Regions from separate parts of the Mus musculus genome. Here region 2 is linked to region 1. The links are chromatin loops, found by intact Hi-C in ENCODE. Cell type or tissue: left cerebral cortex. All regions are shown on one strand.

The links. A loop is a pair of places that touch in the nucleus more often than their neighbours do. Peaks named below come from ENCODE experiments on the same cell type or tissue, not always from the same donor. Only the 100,000 strongest peaks of a DNase experiment are listed, where the experiment ranks them.
Region 2: a loop joins it to region 1, with 3 times the contacts of the local background. A loop is called at or near these places in 5 of 42 quality-filtered maps.

What each region holds. Positions count from the first base shown.
Region 1 is chr6:124,459,858-124,467,857 of GRCm38, reverse strand. It overlaps Clstn3 (calsyntenin 3), which reads left to right and starts at 3,074. Exons shown (of 18, transcript NM_153508.4): 1 at 3,074-3,437; 2 at 5,626-5,748; 3 at 6,131-6,326; 4 at 7,884-8,000. The coding sequence starts at 3,374. In left cerebral cortex, no CTCF peak of the experiment used is centred here; DNase peaks (open chromatin) are centred at 2,043, 2,289, 2,962 and 3,735; H3K4me3 peaks cover 3,851 bases; H3K27ac peaks cover 2,763 bases.
Region 2 is chr6:124,411,422-124,419,421 of GRCm38, reverse strand. Pex5 (peroxisomal biogenesis factor 5) reads left to right here and starts at 4,355. Exons shown (of 16, transcript NM_001277805.1): 1 at 4,355-4,449; 2 at 4,972-5,135; 3 at 5,380-5,415; 4 at 5,721-5,853; 5 at 6,022-6,153. The coding sequence starts at 4,989. D830015G05Rik (a long non-coding RNA gene) reads right to left here and starts at 4,350. Exons shown (of 4, transcript XR_378022.4): 1 at 3,531-4,350. In left cerebral cortex, CTCF peaks have their summits at 3,447 (motif pointing left) and 7,311 (motif pointing right); DNase peaks (open chromatin) are centred at 3,877, 4,244, 4,925, 5,152 and 1 more place; H3K4me3 peaks cover 2,582 bases; H3K27ac peaks cover 2,712 bases.

The DNA.
Region 1 (8,000 bases):
GGAGCAGTTGACTTAGCTCACACTGTACAGGCAAGAGAAAGAAAGCCAGGAACCAAGTCCTGTGGGGGCCCTGGTGTCAGGGTTAATTAGCAGGGGACTCTGTCTGCAAAGGAGAAGCAGGAAAAGTGTGGGGAGATGCGACCGAGGAGACAAAGTGAGAGAGACTCAGGCAAACCCAGTGCCACAGGCTTCAGGATGAACACATGTGGGCTCATTGGCCTGTACTTTGTATTCCTGTGACTGATGATGCAAAGGGGCAAGGAAGAGACTGGGGAGATGGCTCAGCAGTTAAGTGCACTTTCTGCTCTTCCAAAGGACGTGTGTTCAATCCCCAGCACCTACGTGGTAGCCCATGACTGTCTGCAACTCCAGTTCCAGGGGACCCAGTGGGGCATAGATCCATGCAGGACAACATTCATCCACATAAAAATATTTAAGAGAAGACAAACTAAATAAATTATTCTATTAAAGACATAGAATGGGTAAGGAAGAAGTAGGAAGGAGTTGGGGAGCATAAGAGTTTGTTGGTCCCAGAGACGTATTATGGTTTGTTATTTGGGACCACCATGTATGTCCTGCTTTGGTGGTCATTGTCCTTGGCTTGGGCTGGAGGAGTCACTGTTCTGGCTCATCTGCCCTGTGCCCTGTCAATGCAGGGGAAAGGGACCCAGCACTGTCACCCATCCACAAAACTTAGACCCTCCTCAAACTCTGCTCCCACCTTGGGTTCCATAAAGTAGTTCCAGAAGGTGCTGGGAATCTTCATCACTATGCGGTTCTACTGGTGGCTGATCTCCTTGTCTCCCCCGAGCCCTAGCAACACTACCTTTCTTGGACCACTGATGTCTGTGGGGCCCGAGACTTAGTAAGGGCTCTCATGTCCAGCCAGTTGCTTCCTGCCTGCCATAGCTCTGTCAAGACTGTGAGTGAGAGGCAGGGAAATGCATGCTAAGCCAACAGGTTCCAATGTTGTCCCACTCCAACATGGCTTCTCAGTGGGACCTGGAAGAGGAAGAGAGTGGGAGGAAGGGTCTGGAAGGGTGAAGTTCTTACTTAGGACATCTAGGTAGTGTTCCAAGTTCTTTTGGGACAGGTTGGGAGGGAGACATTGTTCCCAGTGTAGACAGGAGTAGACTGGGGAGTCAAGGGGGCTGTCTGGAAAAGGAGGCTCACAGACTTCAAGTCAGTCCCCACACACAGTGTGGGAAGACCCAGCTAACCAGGGCTTTAGTAGGGCTGGTTCCTTGCTGCAGTAAGAGATGCAGCTTCATGGGTCACACGGCCCCTAATGGAGGAGCTAGAGAAATTACCCAAGGAGCTAAAGGGAACTGCAACCCTATAGGTGGAACAACAATATGAACTAACCAGTACCCAGGAGCTCTTGTCTTTAGCTGCATATGTATCAAAAGATGGCCTAGTCGGCCATCACTGCAAAGAGAGGCCCATTGGACTTGCAAACTTTATATGCCCCAGTACAGGGGAACGCCAGGGCCAAAAAGGGGGAGTGGGTGGGTAGGGGATTGGGGAGTGGGTATGGGGGACCTTTGGGATAGCATTGAAAATGTAAATGAGGAAAATACCTAATAAAAAAAATTGAAAAAAAAAAGTCTAAAGCCTAAAACCCCAAGAAATTCCAAGATTATAAGGCCTTGAATACATTTTTAAAATAAATTATTTAGAATATATATATATATATATATATAAAGAGATGCAGCCCCACTCTGCCCCGCTGCAGTGATGGGCTCTGGTCTGCTGTGTGTAGCCCTGGAGCGACTGAGACTTAACAAAGTCATTCCTGGCTTCAGCTTTTTCTGTGGAATGACCTTAGAGCTGTCTGTCATTCAGAACTTGAGCTTTCTGAGTGTCAGTCTTGGCCTCCGAGTCATTTCGGTCAGGTTTGGGAACCCCGAGGGACGGGCTTCCACTGGAGGCTGCTGTGGCAGGCAGTGTGTGGAGCAGCTGTGAGTTCTGGCTTTATTCTTAGACTGAGAGGAAGGGGAGGGAGGGGGCATTCAGAGGTGTGAGTTGGGAGTGAGGACCGCCACAGGAGACAGGAGCCACAGTACTAAAGGCCTGGACTCTAGGCCTTCACAGCTCTTCCCCTGCCCCCTTACCATTGGCTGAATATGGTTCTTAAACGGGTGTTCTTGGTCTTCTGGGGCATGTTTGGGGAGGCAGAGGAAATGACCATCAGTGAGGGATGAGTTCAAGGGAAGGCTGAAGATTTTATACTCTTTGATTTGGGACCCAGGGTTTCCCTCTCAGTTCCGAGTCCTGGATACCATCAGCCCTCAGCCAAGGCACATCCTAACGGCTTGGAGGATATTGAAATCATTGTGTACCATGTCTGCAGCTGCCCACTTGCCTCCCAAACTGACCAATGATGTGGGGCAGCTCGATCACAGTTTAAGGTGGGGAAATCAGGGACTGTAAGCAGTAAGAAAAGACGATCTCAGATGCAGATGAACTGCCCTTCCAGGAGCGTGTGTGGAAAGGGCTGCCGGGAGTCCTTCCTCTTCCTCACCTAGGGCTCTTGTCATAGGTTTTTTTTTTTGTTGTTGTTGTTGTTTTTTTTTTTTTTTGTCTGTCTATCTGTCCGTTAGGTTTTTCTGGCCCTCCGCTGTCGCCCACAGGGCCCTGAGTTGGAACTGAAATGCTAGAATTTCCTACTCGAGGTTTTGCCTCCAGGTTTCCAGAAAGCACGCAGCAGGGACTAGCTAATGGAATGGGCTGTGGAAAGAGGTTAATGCAGAATTGGGGGTGGGTGACGTGGATACTGCCTCTCTTGGCCACCCCCAAGGCTCTTGACGTCTCTGTCTCACCCTACCTCCTGCCTTTCGGCTAGGTCTTCTGATATCCTTCGTATCTTCTACCCACTCCATGGCTTTCCTGCTTCCTCTCTAGCCCCCGCAGTTCCTCTGCTCCCCCAAACTGCAGCCAGGGGAAAAAGCCCTAACACATTCTCCCGCCCCTGCTCCCCAGTCGCATTGGTTCCCTACCCCCCCTTGCAGCACCTGGTGCCCTCAGTCTTCTAATTGGCCAGCGGCCCCATCAATCCTTGCCTGGCTGTGCTGACGTCATCCTGCAGTAGCGGGGATGGGGTGGGAGTGAGAGAGAGATAGAGAGAGCAAGCGAGAGTGAGGACGCTGGGCTGGAGACTGAAGAGAGAAGCTACTGCAAGTCCCCCATCTCAGCCACCCAGCGGGTCTGAACACATCTGCTATATGGACTAGAGTGGTCGGCAGGCTCCTTTCCGATCTTGTCCCCCTGCCCTTCCCTCGTAGTCTCTGCATTTCTCCCCCAAGGTGGCATTAGCAGGCTTGAGGCTCCCAGGGGATAGGAACGCCTGGCCTGGCGTGCTTAGCACCGCACCATGACCCTCCTGCTGGTGTCCCTTTTGCTGGCCTCTCTGCTTCAAATCAGCTCTGGCAACAAAGGTGAGATAGACGGGGATGGGAGCCTCTGAACTGGGGCGTCAGGCTGAGCAATATGGGGGTAAGGAGGGAAGGGGATGTTCAGGCTCTCTGGTGTCCGAGACAGGTGTCCTTTCCTTTCTCACCACCCCCTTTCCATCCTTTTTTCAGACTGGCTCTCACTTCCAAGGGCCAGCTCCTCCTCGCTGGTCCATCTCTACATGTGCTTGCCTAACATCCTGCTTGTATATCTGTTCCCACCTGGGGTCTCTCTGCCCCCTCCCCCAACCCTTCCATGCTGGTAGATACCTCCTGTCTCAAAGGGACTTGCTCCCCGAGGGTGACATTCCCTCAGGTTCCGTTTCACTGGGTGTTCATGCATACTAAGGGTGTGTGGCAGATCCATCTGGCTGTCTTCATCCCTTCCTGGGGAGAAACTGTGTACCGCAGCTCAGTAATTCCGAGCACGTATGTATTTTCGTGTCTCTCTGCATCCATACCCTTCTGCCTGCATCCGCTGGGTTGTGGGTTACCACAGCTGCCCTCTCTGGCAGAGAGCAGATAAATTCAACTGGGTGAGACTGTCAGAGGGAAGGGGAGGTTGGGGCCAGGGGCCGAGGGTTCAGGTAGGTAGAGGGGACAGAGAAAGTCTGAAAAGGGAAGAAAAGGGTGTGTGTGGAGGGGTGCTCCAGGAAGGAGGTGAGAAGGGAATCTGAGGAGGGAAGGGGAGGTGAGGAGTGGGAATAAGAAGTGGATCAGAAAGGAGGAAGGTAGAGGCAGAAGGAGGAAAGGAGAGAAGTGGGGGAGGAGGAAATCAAGGAAGAGCCAGGAAGCAAAGAAGGGATGAAGAACGGATATAGGGCAGCAGGTAGACATAAGACAGGGGTAGGAAGGAGGGCTCATTTGGTAAGGGCATAAAGACAGGGTTGTAGGGTGCCTGGCTCGGCCCTTGGTACCCTCTGCTCTTCTGTCTGCTGTCTCCCATGTCTGGCTGGAGCTCCTACCTCAGGGTGGTCCTCCTGGCTCTCAGGCTTCTTCTCACTTCCTGCTCGGCCTCCCATACACCATCTCGAGGCCTTCATTAAGGGAGAGGGTTACGGTGGTCATCCCCACGAAATGGAGAGGCCTGCAGATACCAGGATGTTGGTTGGGCTGTGGTTATGGGAATGGACAGAAATCAAAATTTCTTGCTCATCATGAGACACTGGGGTGAGAGCCCTCTGGTGACTCAGTTTCTCTCTGATGATCTATCCTCCCCTCTCCATGTCTGCCTTTGGGAACATGGATGGGGGGCATAGTGGAGTTAGGTGGAGCAAGTGGTGGAGGTTGGTTCTAGGGATGTATGTTTTCCCTATGACATCTCGAGAGCTTGAAGGAAGTTGATCCTGGGGAAGAGACCCTCCTTGAGAGGAGTCTGGTAGGAGACAGTGTGATGTGGAATAGGCAAAATTAGGGTTCAGACAGGTCTGTGGGGGAGCACGGGGTGTGGAGATCCCGAGAGGACCTAGAATGTACCGGTTATGATTGTATTCTCTTGGGTGTGGGGATGGGAAGGGAGGGATTTGCTGTGTTTCTAGGCCAGCTCCATAATCCCTTAGGATGGGTCCAGGCACAGCGCTGATTTCTATCTTCTATCCCTTCCCCTCTGCCCCCTCCTGCTGTCCTATATAATTGCCTTCTTTCCTTTCTCCTTTTCTGGGAGAGCGGTCTGAAGTCTGGGCCCGATCTGGAGAAGTATAGGGTGAAGGGTTGAAATCCAGCAGGTGGGAGAAGGGGTAGAAAGGGGGTAAACGACTGAGATTTCAGGAAACTGGGCTCTACTCTTGCCCCAAGTCTTAACTCTCAGTTCATCCTTCCCGTCCTTTCTCAAGACCTTCCGAGGGCTCACCATTGTTTCCTGAGGTTCCCATCACCATTTGCTACGGCAAAAAAAGACCTTATAGGAGATTCTCTACCCCTAACCATGATTCTCAGGGAGAGACAGTAGTCCCTTCCCCACAGGAAGGTAGTTGCCATGAAACTGTCTCTCCAGTTATAGAAGGCTGTGACCTCCTACGAGAGTTGCTGGTTCCTTCTGTAGCTCATCCTTCTCCCTCCGGCAAGGTGGCAAGGCATGAAAAAGGGGTCGCTATTGGGTGCAGGGTTAACAAGGGCAGCATCCTGGGAGTGGATGGTCAGCTCACTTTCTCTCTTCTTCCTGGGGTGGGGCCAGCCAACAAGCACAAGCCATGGATCGAGGCAGAGTACCAGGGCATTGTCATGGAGAATGACAACACGGTCCTGTTGAACCCACCACTCTTTGCCTTGGATAAAGATGCTCCACTGCGCTATGCAGGTAACTGGCAGGATTGAGAAAGTGGGTGGGAAGGCAGAAGAGAAGGGAGGGGTGAGAGGTCATAGGAGCTGGAGCAATGGGAAGGTGGGCACAAGCCCAGGGAAAGCATCAGAGGAAGGGGGTGTGAGGAGGAGAATGGGCTGCGCTGAAGAACCTAAGGTGCAATGGAGCATGTCAGAGTTGAGCAGCCAGGGATTAAACACATTATTAGATTTTACAGACCTTAGACCTGCTTGTTGCTCAGGGAAATTGGATGTCATTGATATTTCATGTCATCAAGAGTAGGTCTGGAGTTTGGGGGGAGATGTATAACTGGGCACAACCCAGCCAAAGAGTCTGCGGGCTGGTCATGGGGTCCTCACATCTTTTCCTGCCTTGCCAGGTGAGATCTGCGGCTTCCGGCTCCATGGATCTGGGGTACCCTTCGAGGCTGTGATCCTGGACAAGGCAACGGGTGAAGGGCTGATCCGGGCTAAGGAGCCCGTGGACTGTGAGGCCCAGAAGGAACACACTTTTACCATTCAGGCTTATGACTGTGGCGAGGGACCCGATGGCACCAATACCAAGAAGTCTCACAAGTGAGGAAGGCTATCTATCTGTTATGGGACCCTTCTCCCTCCTTCAACAATGCTTTCCCAGAGACAGGGCTCTCCTTTGCTAGGTGATACTATGATGCTCAGTTGAGCAAGTTCAGTCATTGCAGGATAGACCAACCCAAATCTGGGGGTGGAACCTATGACCTCACCTACACCCAGGAAACACTACCAATGGGCTATATCTCCAGCCCTAAATTTACTATTGCAAAGTTACTGATAATCATGAGTAATAGCATCTATTTTCTTCTTTCTCACTTGTCAACTGACTACTGTTTGTTCTAACATAAAAATAGTGCTCTTAGTCCTTGACCATACTAACTGAATGTCACCCCACCCCTGCTATTCATAGAGTGTAGGGATCTCTAGTCAAGGTCACAGGCAGACAGACACAAGAGTTCCATGACATCTCACCCCACTTTGCCTTTTGCAACCTAGGGCAATGTACTTAGCCTTTCTGAACTTGCTTTTCCTTGTCTATGGGGTAGAGATGTTACTGGGTGTATTATAGGAGGTGGTTTGTATAAAAAGCCTGCACCTTTGCACCTGCTGCAGAGCACAGGGGCATTGTGATGGACAAGCAAATTCTACATGCAGCCAGACCCATTCCAAGTACCTCCTCTGGTCCACTTGCAACACACGGCTTGGAGGGGCCAGGGAGGGTAGGGGATGGTTTCTCCATAGAGGAAGACTGGGCCTCAGACACCAACATCTGTTACTAGCTAACTTCTCACTTGAGAATGGTGGAAAGCTCAGCAGTAAGGAATCCTGGATCACTGAGAGGCAGCGGAGATCAGAAGGTCTTTGTGACTTAGTTTCCCATTTAGAGAGAAGATCTTTGTCTCTGAGCCTCAGAGCCTGGCTCTTGGCTAGAGGCAAGGTATAGAATGACGTTCCTAGACCTGGCTCTGTTGGCCTGGGAAGGGTCCCGACTGACATGTACAGTTTAGGCTGGTGAACTACTCAGTTCAGACAAAGGAATTCTAGTCAAACACCGCTTCCTTGATGGCTGGTTTTAACTTTTTTTTTTTTTGTCTGTGTCTTTTTCATTTCTTCTGTAAGATCAGACTTTTGCTAAGTCAGGGACCTTTTGAATTTTATTTTGAAATATATTTTAGTTTGTTGCCTTTCCCCTCACCTTGGCATCCTAGTGAGGGCTCGCAGATACACTCAGAGCTATGTTGTGGAGCACGTGGATAGACAGAGAGGGCAGTTGAAAGGGATTGGAGGTACGCTGAACCTATCCGTCCTCCTCCTCCTCCTATGTTGCCTTCTGGACAAAAATCACCAACATGGCTTCTGATATTCTCCGGGGCTTGTTCCCTCTCCCCCATACCATTCTTCCTTTCCTTGAGCCCTCTCCCTTGTATGGTTTTCTATCTGTTATGTACAGCCCAGTATCCTGTGGAGTGGGGATGAGCAGTCTCAGGAGTAGACTGGCCCCCTCCTGCCCTCATTCCCAATCAGGATTCCTGATTGCAGTTTCCTCAGTGCTCGAAGCTGGCTAAGGCTTCCATATCGATTCTGCTCCTATGCGTGCAGGGCAACCGTGCATGTTCGGGTCAATGATGTGAATGAGTTTGCCCCGGTCTTTGTGGAGCGTCTGTACCGTGCTGCAGTGACGGAGGGGAAGCTGTATGATCGGATCTTACGTGTGGA
Region 2 (8,000 bases), 48 kb after region 1:
TACCAATGTTCCCCTTGGCTACCTTAACCTTTGGGTCAGATCTCTGTTCAACTCTGCTCACATCCTATTAACCACGTCAGAAATGTCTTCTCTGGAACTATAAGATTAATTTGACCTAAACCTCCCTAAGCTCTCTGCTCCCCTCCAGGGCTGATGACACCAAGATATAGGTAATTAAGACTATCCTATTTCAGGCCAGTGAGCTTTGCCTAAAAGCCTCTAGTCACCGGCTCTTTCTCTACTATTGTACCAATTCCTTCCCCATCCCCTGGCCCTGTTAAAACAGGGTAAGACACCTTAGTTTTCCAGAGAGTCTTTGTCGGTCATACGGTCCATCTTTAGTTTTGATGGCTTTCAGGTAAATCTTTTTCCTTGGCCCTACAACCTGTATTTGAGTCATTGGCTGTTTCGAGTGGTGAGGTAACAGATATGGTTTGGCAGCAGTATTTTAAAAATATATCTTCTGTGTCTTTGCTGGGGATCTGTAATTTTTAATGTTTGAAATGAACTTTGAGCCTTGGGCATGGGGACTTCTTGCTGCTCCTGGCACATACTCGGCAAGTGGCCTACCACTGAGCTGTATTCCCAGCCTGGCTCTGTGTGTTTTGTCGATTCAGAAGGATTTATAATTGCTCAATGAAACATTTTAGAACTATTTGATTAGCATTTAAAGAAATAGGTTGTCATTGTGATATTTTTTCTGTACAAATATCACTATATTTTGTTCTTATTTGGCCCCAGTGTCCCCCACTTCCACTCTGCCCTTTCTGCTGATTTCTTTTCCTCACTCAATTAACTCCCCTTTGTGGTAATGAAGCTTTTTCTTAAATGATAAGTACCCTAAAATAACGCTAATGCCTCTGTCATCTCAGAACTGGGCGCTTATGTTGATACGGTCCAGCCTGAGATGTTCGGGGGTCTTGGTAAGTGAGGGAACTTTGATTGATACCTGAACATTTTTTGCAGTGTGATATGAGATTCTGAGTACTATGTAAGACTTTTACCTCAACTGAATTAAAAGAAGATACCCTTCCAAATGTGCCTGTGTGAAGACCTTGGTTCACAATTTCTTGTATAGCAACCCCAGGGAGGGGGTTTGGATCCTCATTCTTTTTTTCTTTTCTTGTTTTCTCTCTCTCTCTTTCTTTCTTTCTTTCTTTCTTTCTTTTTTTTTTTTTTTTTTTTTTTTTTTTTTTTTTTTTTTTTTGACTCAGAGATCTGCCTGCCTCTGCATCCCAAGTACTGGGATTAAAGTTGTGCACTACTATGTCTTGATGGATTCTGGTCTTAAAAACAAGAACAACAGTAAGAACAAGAACAAGAACAAACTAAAGCATCCCCCTCCAAGAGAAAAGAATGTGGACTTGAAAACGTACAAAGAAATTTGTTTGTTCAAGTGAAATTGTGTAAATGTAAATTGCACTTAAAGAACACAGAATTGACAAAATTGGTTAAGTTATAAGCTAGAAGTGGATTTCATTATTGGTCAGGAAATCAGCCTAGGGATCCCGGCAGGGACAGAGCTCATCTCAGCAAGGGGTGTGGTGTCACACGTGTGTAATACCAGCACTCAGAAGGGAGAACTAGGACCGGGAATTCAAGGCCTGCCTGGGCTACATGAGAACCACCATAATGCCCCTCTCCATTGAAGCCAGGCACAGCAGCTCATGTCCACGATCCTAGCATACAGGATGTGGAGGCTTGGGAATTGCAGCAAGCTTGAGTCTGGTTACACAGTGAAAAATAAGATCCAGGAACTGGGCTATCTAGGTCAGAGGCCAGCAAAGCACGACGGAGCCTGTGCCCTGTTTTCGTACAGTCTAAAAGCTGGGCATGTGGGGTCCCCCCCCTTAAAGCAATTGAAATAAAGTTATAAGAATGGTTTATCGTGGAAGTTAAATGAAGCAGTATCTTCATTGCTCACAAGAACTTTGACTGGAATACCGCCATGCTTGTTCTATGGCCCTATTGTGAAATGACAGAGAAGCAGGGACAGACAGTGTAGATCCAAACGTGTTCATTGATTGGCTCTTTACAAAGCTTGATGCTAATGGCCTAGATGCAAGTCCCAGCTTTTAAAACCCATATCACAGTCCCAGGCAAGATCCAACAGTTTTTGTCTCGGTTCCCTCGCCTGTTAAACAGGGATGCCTTGACATTAATAGTTATGAAGTGGATCATATAAGTCAGTATTTGAAAAATGTTTAAATCAAGCCTGTGGTGATGTAACTTGGGTCTGAAAATTAGAGGATTTCAGCCTATTCCTCTTGAATTGGCTAAATATTAAGGAATGTTTACCTTTATTTTATAACTTCTTATTTTATGGGTAAAATATGATTTTAACTTTGAACTTAGATGAAGAAGATATGGTTTCATATTTAAAACTTTAATGAGCTAATTATAAATATTAAGCACCCACATAACTTAATTTAGCCTTTCCCCTGGGACTGTGGGCCAGGCATTGTGAAGAAGTCTTTGGCTTATATCAAAGGTCTTTAAGGTCTACAAGGAAGACTTCTCCAAGTCTGGGATGCAGGGCTGTAGGTGTCTGGTGCTTGCACTGTTTAAATTTGTGTGCGGTATACGATGTATGTGTGGTGTGTGTGTGTACACAACTCTCAGGGGAAATAACTTTTCTGCTACTTTGTGGGCCCAAGGGATTAAATTCAGGCCCTTAGGCCTGTGTATAAACACCTCTACCACTGAGCCACGCTGCCAACTGCTTGCATCGATTCTGACTTCCTAGCTATTTGATTTTTGTGCAAGTCTTATTTGTAAAAGGAGGTTAGTAATAGCTTTCTCATAGGAGTATTATGAAGATTATGATTAAAAGTGCTAATGCTCACCAAGTGCTTAAGGCAACACCTGGGGGTTAACATGCATTTCATAAGCATCGGTTATTATCTCAATTATTCTCCCAAGATCTTGGCATGGTAAATTCCTGCTAATCAGTTACTAACCTCCTAGCAGAGTAGGAGGTTATGTGTGTGATGCGTTTTGAATGCTTCTGGGAGATGCTCTCCCATTTCCCCATGACCAGAAATTCAAACCATCATATGCTTTCCTTAAACACTGCTTTCTCCAGAGATTCTCCTGTTTTAACATATTCATCTTCCAAGATGGCATCCTTTCCTCCTTGGTGTGGTTTAGTTTATTCGTTGCTAGGTGTTTTTTTCTTTACAATGGCAGCCTGGAAACAGTGGACAGGGATGAAATTTGTGGTCAAGGAGAATGGGTGTATGTGTGTGTGTTAGGGCCTCTGAAAGATACTGACAGTGTACTAAAGACAGAAACATTGCACAATATTCTGCCTTGTTCAACCACTGCAGTTATAAGGGCAATTTCTATTTTCCCAGGGACGAATTTACACTGCCTGTGTTCCCTGAGGAAGGCTACCTTTGAAATCATCAGGGCAGCAAAGAACCAAGCCTGCCCCAGGGCGCCACCTACAGACTACCTGCTTCTCCCGCACCCCGGGTTGGGACGTACGTCAGGCCTTTCTAGAACCAGTTTCCTCCTAGCCCACCTACCAGCACTCTGAACCCCTCCCCTTCTCAGGACGTCAAGGAGTCCGTCGGTCTTGGACCTAGGTGAGCTATCAAGGTTTGCTTTCCAGTGTGACCTTGAGGTCTGGCACCCGAGCCATTTCTCTGGCAGATGGTGGAGCCTGAGGCTTAGGTTCATATTCCCTGATCAAAGGTATTCCTTGCCACGTTTCCCCAACTTGGAGCTGCAGGGAATCAGGCCATCGTGACCTTGACCAGTAGGAAAGAGGAGAGAGGAGTGACTCACAGCACTCTCCCCATCCATTACAGGATTGAGGTCTCAAAATGCGTTGGACCCTATTTTAGTCACCAGAATTTGTCATCATCCGGAGCTATTTTCTTCATTACGCAGAGATGGTAGAGGCAGGCCCCTGTCTCCTTGGAGGCTGTGACGCTGTCCTGAAGGAGCGTCTGTTGGAAGGGGGGTCAGGCCTAGGAGGCCGAAGCAGGTCATAGATTTGACCTCCGAAATCTCCCGGGCTCAGTTTGGGCGATTTAGAGGTGCAGGAGAACCAGGAAAGAGAGCTGAACCGTGGAACCTGAAACCTTGGTTTTTCTCCAAAGCCAGAGAGGCCTCTTCTAGCTCCAGTCCTCTGAGTTTTCCACTAATAAATCCTGGCGTTCTAGGGACTACTGCAGGTTTCCCCAATCCAACTGTCCAGGACTGTCTCCTTTAAGGATCTCGGCTCCGCCCATCACGCTGCGCAAGCTTGAGGCCCCGCCCCTTTACCCGTTTCCGTTGAGCTGGGCCGCAGCGCCGCCGTCCCGGCCCCTTTAAGGCCGAGTCCCGCCCCCTTGCTCCCGCCCCCTCCCTTCCCCCAGCCCACTCCGGGTGCCTCGGCCGGTCGGACGGTGCGGCCCGCGACGGCGAGCATTGGAGCCTGGGGGCGCGGGGTCGAGGCCCGTAAGTCCCCGCCGCTGCGGTGGCCTCGTGGGACGGGGTCGAGGCTGGGGCGACGGGGCTGGGGGCGCGGGGCGCTGGGCGGGGACGGGCGCGGCCGGGGAGGGGGCTCAGGTGACACGAGCTGGGATCGGGACCCGCAGCTGGCGCCTGACCGGGGGTGTGGGTCCCGGTGTACGGTGGAAGGCGTCCCCGCTGTCCCTCGTCAGGTTAGAGTTCGGGTCTAGCCGTGTTTATGATGCGCTCCCCGTGCTCCCCAGGGGTCCAGGCCCTTTTGTAGAGCTGCTGTTGGCGGGTGGTGTCTGAGCTGCCGTCCGCTGGAGGGGAAGCCCGAGCCGAAAGCAGCGTTTCGAGTGGGAAGGCAGGACACAGCCTCCTCTTGGACTCCAGACACACCTCGGGGGGTGGCCCCGGGGGCCTGGCCCTTGTGGAGCCGTCGTGGGCCCATCTGCTCTAGATAGGGCCTGAGGCGTGCGTTGGGAAAGTCTGGCTTCCCGACCACAGTTCTAATCTTCTGTCCATCAGGGAAGCTGCTGGTCACCATGGCAATGCGGGAGCTGGTGGAGGGCGAATGTGGGGGTGCCAACCCGCTGATGAAGCTGGCCACCCATTTCACCCAGGACAAGGCCCTTCGGCAGGAGGGACTGAGGCCTGGCCCCTGGCCTCCGGGAGCCTCAGCAGCAGAGACCGTGAGTGTTCTAGGAGAGCCTATTTCTTCCACCTGACAGCTGCTTTCTCTGTGTTAAAGTAATAGCAGTCACCATTCAGTAACACTGGAGTGAGCCTTGTGCGGCTTTACACAGACAAGGACTACTATTTTATAGACAAAGAAGCTGAGGCTTTGTGAAGGCTCTTGACTTGCCTCAGGCCACCTAAGCAGTAGAGTTAGAGTTGGGTTGTAGCCTGCTATTGTCTCTTTCCTTCTTATCTTAGGTTTCCAAGCCTTTGGGAGTAGGAACTGAAGACGAGGTAAACAGAGCAAGTTTCTTTTCTGTCTTTTTTTTTTTTTGGGGGGGGGGGTTGTGGTGATTTTTTTTTTTTTTTAAATCAGTCCACTCATACTTCAGTCTTTGAACTCTCTTTACCAAATGAGATTGCCTGCCAATGTTTTCGTCTACTTTTTGGGGTATTTTTCTGGTTTCCAAATTTACAGATAGATTTTTTTTTTTCTTTATTTATCTCCAGTTTTCGTTTCTCTGTCCAACATCAGTGGGCCCTGCCTCTGGCTGAGGCCCTCTGATCCTAATGTTCATCCGACCATCTCTCTGTAATAGTTGGTGTCAGAATTCCTGCAGGACCAGAATGCAACTCTTGTATCCCGAGCCCCTCAGACCTTCAAGATGGATGACCTCCTGGCAGAGATGCAGGAGATTGAACAGTCAAACTTTCGCCAGGCTCCTCAGAGAGGTGGGTTCAGGGCCTGGTAAGACGGGAAGAGGCCAGAGGGCTTCCATCCTTGGGTTTTGCTGGCATCGGGGGACTGAGATGCTGAGGAGAAAAAGGAGGTGTTGCCCATGAGTGAGTGTGAAGGAACCTGTTTTCTTTTTTTCTTAGTCTTCTCTTGTCTCTTTTAAGCCCCTGGTGTGGCAGATTTGGCCTTGTCTGAGAATTGGGCCCAGGAGTTTCTTGCAGCTGGAGATGCTGTGGATGTAGCTCAAGATTATAATGAGACCGACTGGTCCCAAGAATTCATCGCCGAAGTTACAGGTGAGGCTTGTGGGGACATCTGTAGTAGTTGTTAGGGAGCATTTACATGTCCTGTGTTGCTGGGCGTCCTGATTCCTCTTGGGATGGAAGGTGATTTTCGCTACTAATGACTTTTCTAGTTTCTTGATTCATTTCTGTAGGATGTTAAATGTGACTTCTTATAACAATTGTAGGTAATCAAAACATAATAAAGAGAAAAGTGGGTTTGGTTGGAAAAAAAAGAGAGGGGGTGGAGAGGGAGAGAGAGAATATGAATGAGAGATTAGATCTGCCTCTTTATCAGTAACTTGACTGCTTAAGTCTAGTGGAGAGGAGCTAGAGATTGGATGGGTAGCCCAGGAAGAGAGCAGTATTCATCTCGGCACCTAGGACTCTGGCAATTCAACCATCTTGAGTAGGACTGGGGTCTGAGAAAATTGATTGTGGAGTTCAGAACCCTGAAGTCTGGCTAGGCTGCCTGTATATATATTGGCTTTTCATTTGTAGATTGAACAAACTGTGGATAGAAAATGGAAAATGTATGTCTGCACTAAACGTATACATGCTCTTTGAGTTTTTAGACAGGATCTCTGTAGTCCAGACTGTCCTCCAAATTCCAGTGTAACTGAGATCTTCCTGCCCTCGCCTCCTGAATGTTGGGACTACAAGTATGAACCACTATGCCTGGCCATGTGTGTGTGTGTGTGTGTGTGTGTGTGTGTGTGTGTGTGTATTCACTATTTCCTAATTGATATAATTGCTATATATGTAACATTTACATTATATAGGGTATTATAAGTCATCTAGAGATGTCAGAATAATGGGAGGATTTTTGTGGGTTATATGTAAATATATCATTTCACGTAAGAGACTTCAGTCTTCAGAACTTTGTATCTGTATGGGTTTTAGAAACTAATTTCTTTATGGATGGTCTTTGAGGGTAAAGATCATCTGTAACAATAGAAATAATATCAGCTTCTCTGTGTTAAGTGCATTGAATGTGTTGTTTACTTATCTCTGCAAGATCCCAAGTTCTAGCTGTTGTTTTTAGGACCATTTTCTAGATAAGAATACTGAGTTTATGACTTGCTTAAGATAAAGCAGCATTGTGAGTGACTTGGTTTTTGGTTTTAATGTTTTTTCTTTTTAAAGATTTATTTATTTTATTTCTGAGTACACTGTTGCTCTCTTCAGACACACCAGTAGAGGGCATCAGATCCCATTACAGGTGGTTGTGAGCCACTGTGTGGTTGCTGGGAATTGAACTCAGGACCTCTGGAAGAGCAGTCAGTGCTCTTAACCACTAAGTGATCTCTCCAGCCCAATTTTTTTTTTTCTGGTTTTTCGAGACAGGGTTCTTCTGTATAGCCCTGGCTGTAGACCAGGCTGGCCTCGAGCTCAGAAATCTGCCTGCCTCTGCCTCCCAAGTGCTGGATAAAGGTGTGCGACACCACACCTGGTTCATTTTTTTTTTTTTTAAGTAGAATATCTTTTTATTTTTCTTAGGCATTTTATACATGTTAACAGTAAGTCTCACAGCACCCCACTCCAGCCTCTGGTTCCCACATTCTTTCCACTCACTCTTCTGAGACATCCCCTTTGGCAAGGTGGGGTGAGCGAGACGTCCCGTTTAGTGCTGAGTGTGCGACGGTCCCTTAGTCTCAGCACTCTGACACTGCAGAGAAGTGCCTCTGGCCCGGGTTGGGGGCAGCGCTGATCTACAGATAGGAGCACAGTGGACAGTTTGACAGTCTGTTGTCTAGGTTTCTCCTTAGGTGTCACTGGGAATAACTCTGTGGACGGAGCTGTTACTCTGTTCAGCCAGGCCACACGCTTAAGAGTCTTAGCCCAATGTGTGTCTTTGGGGC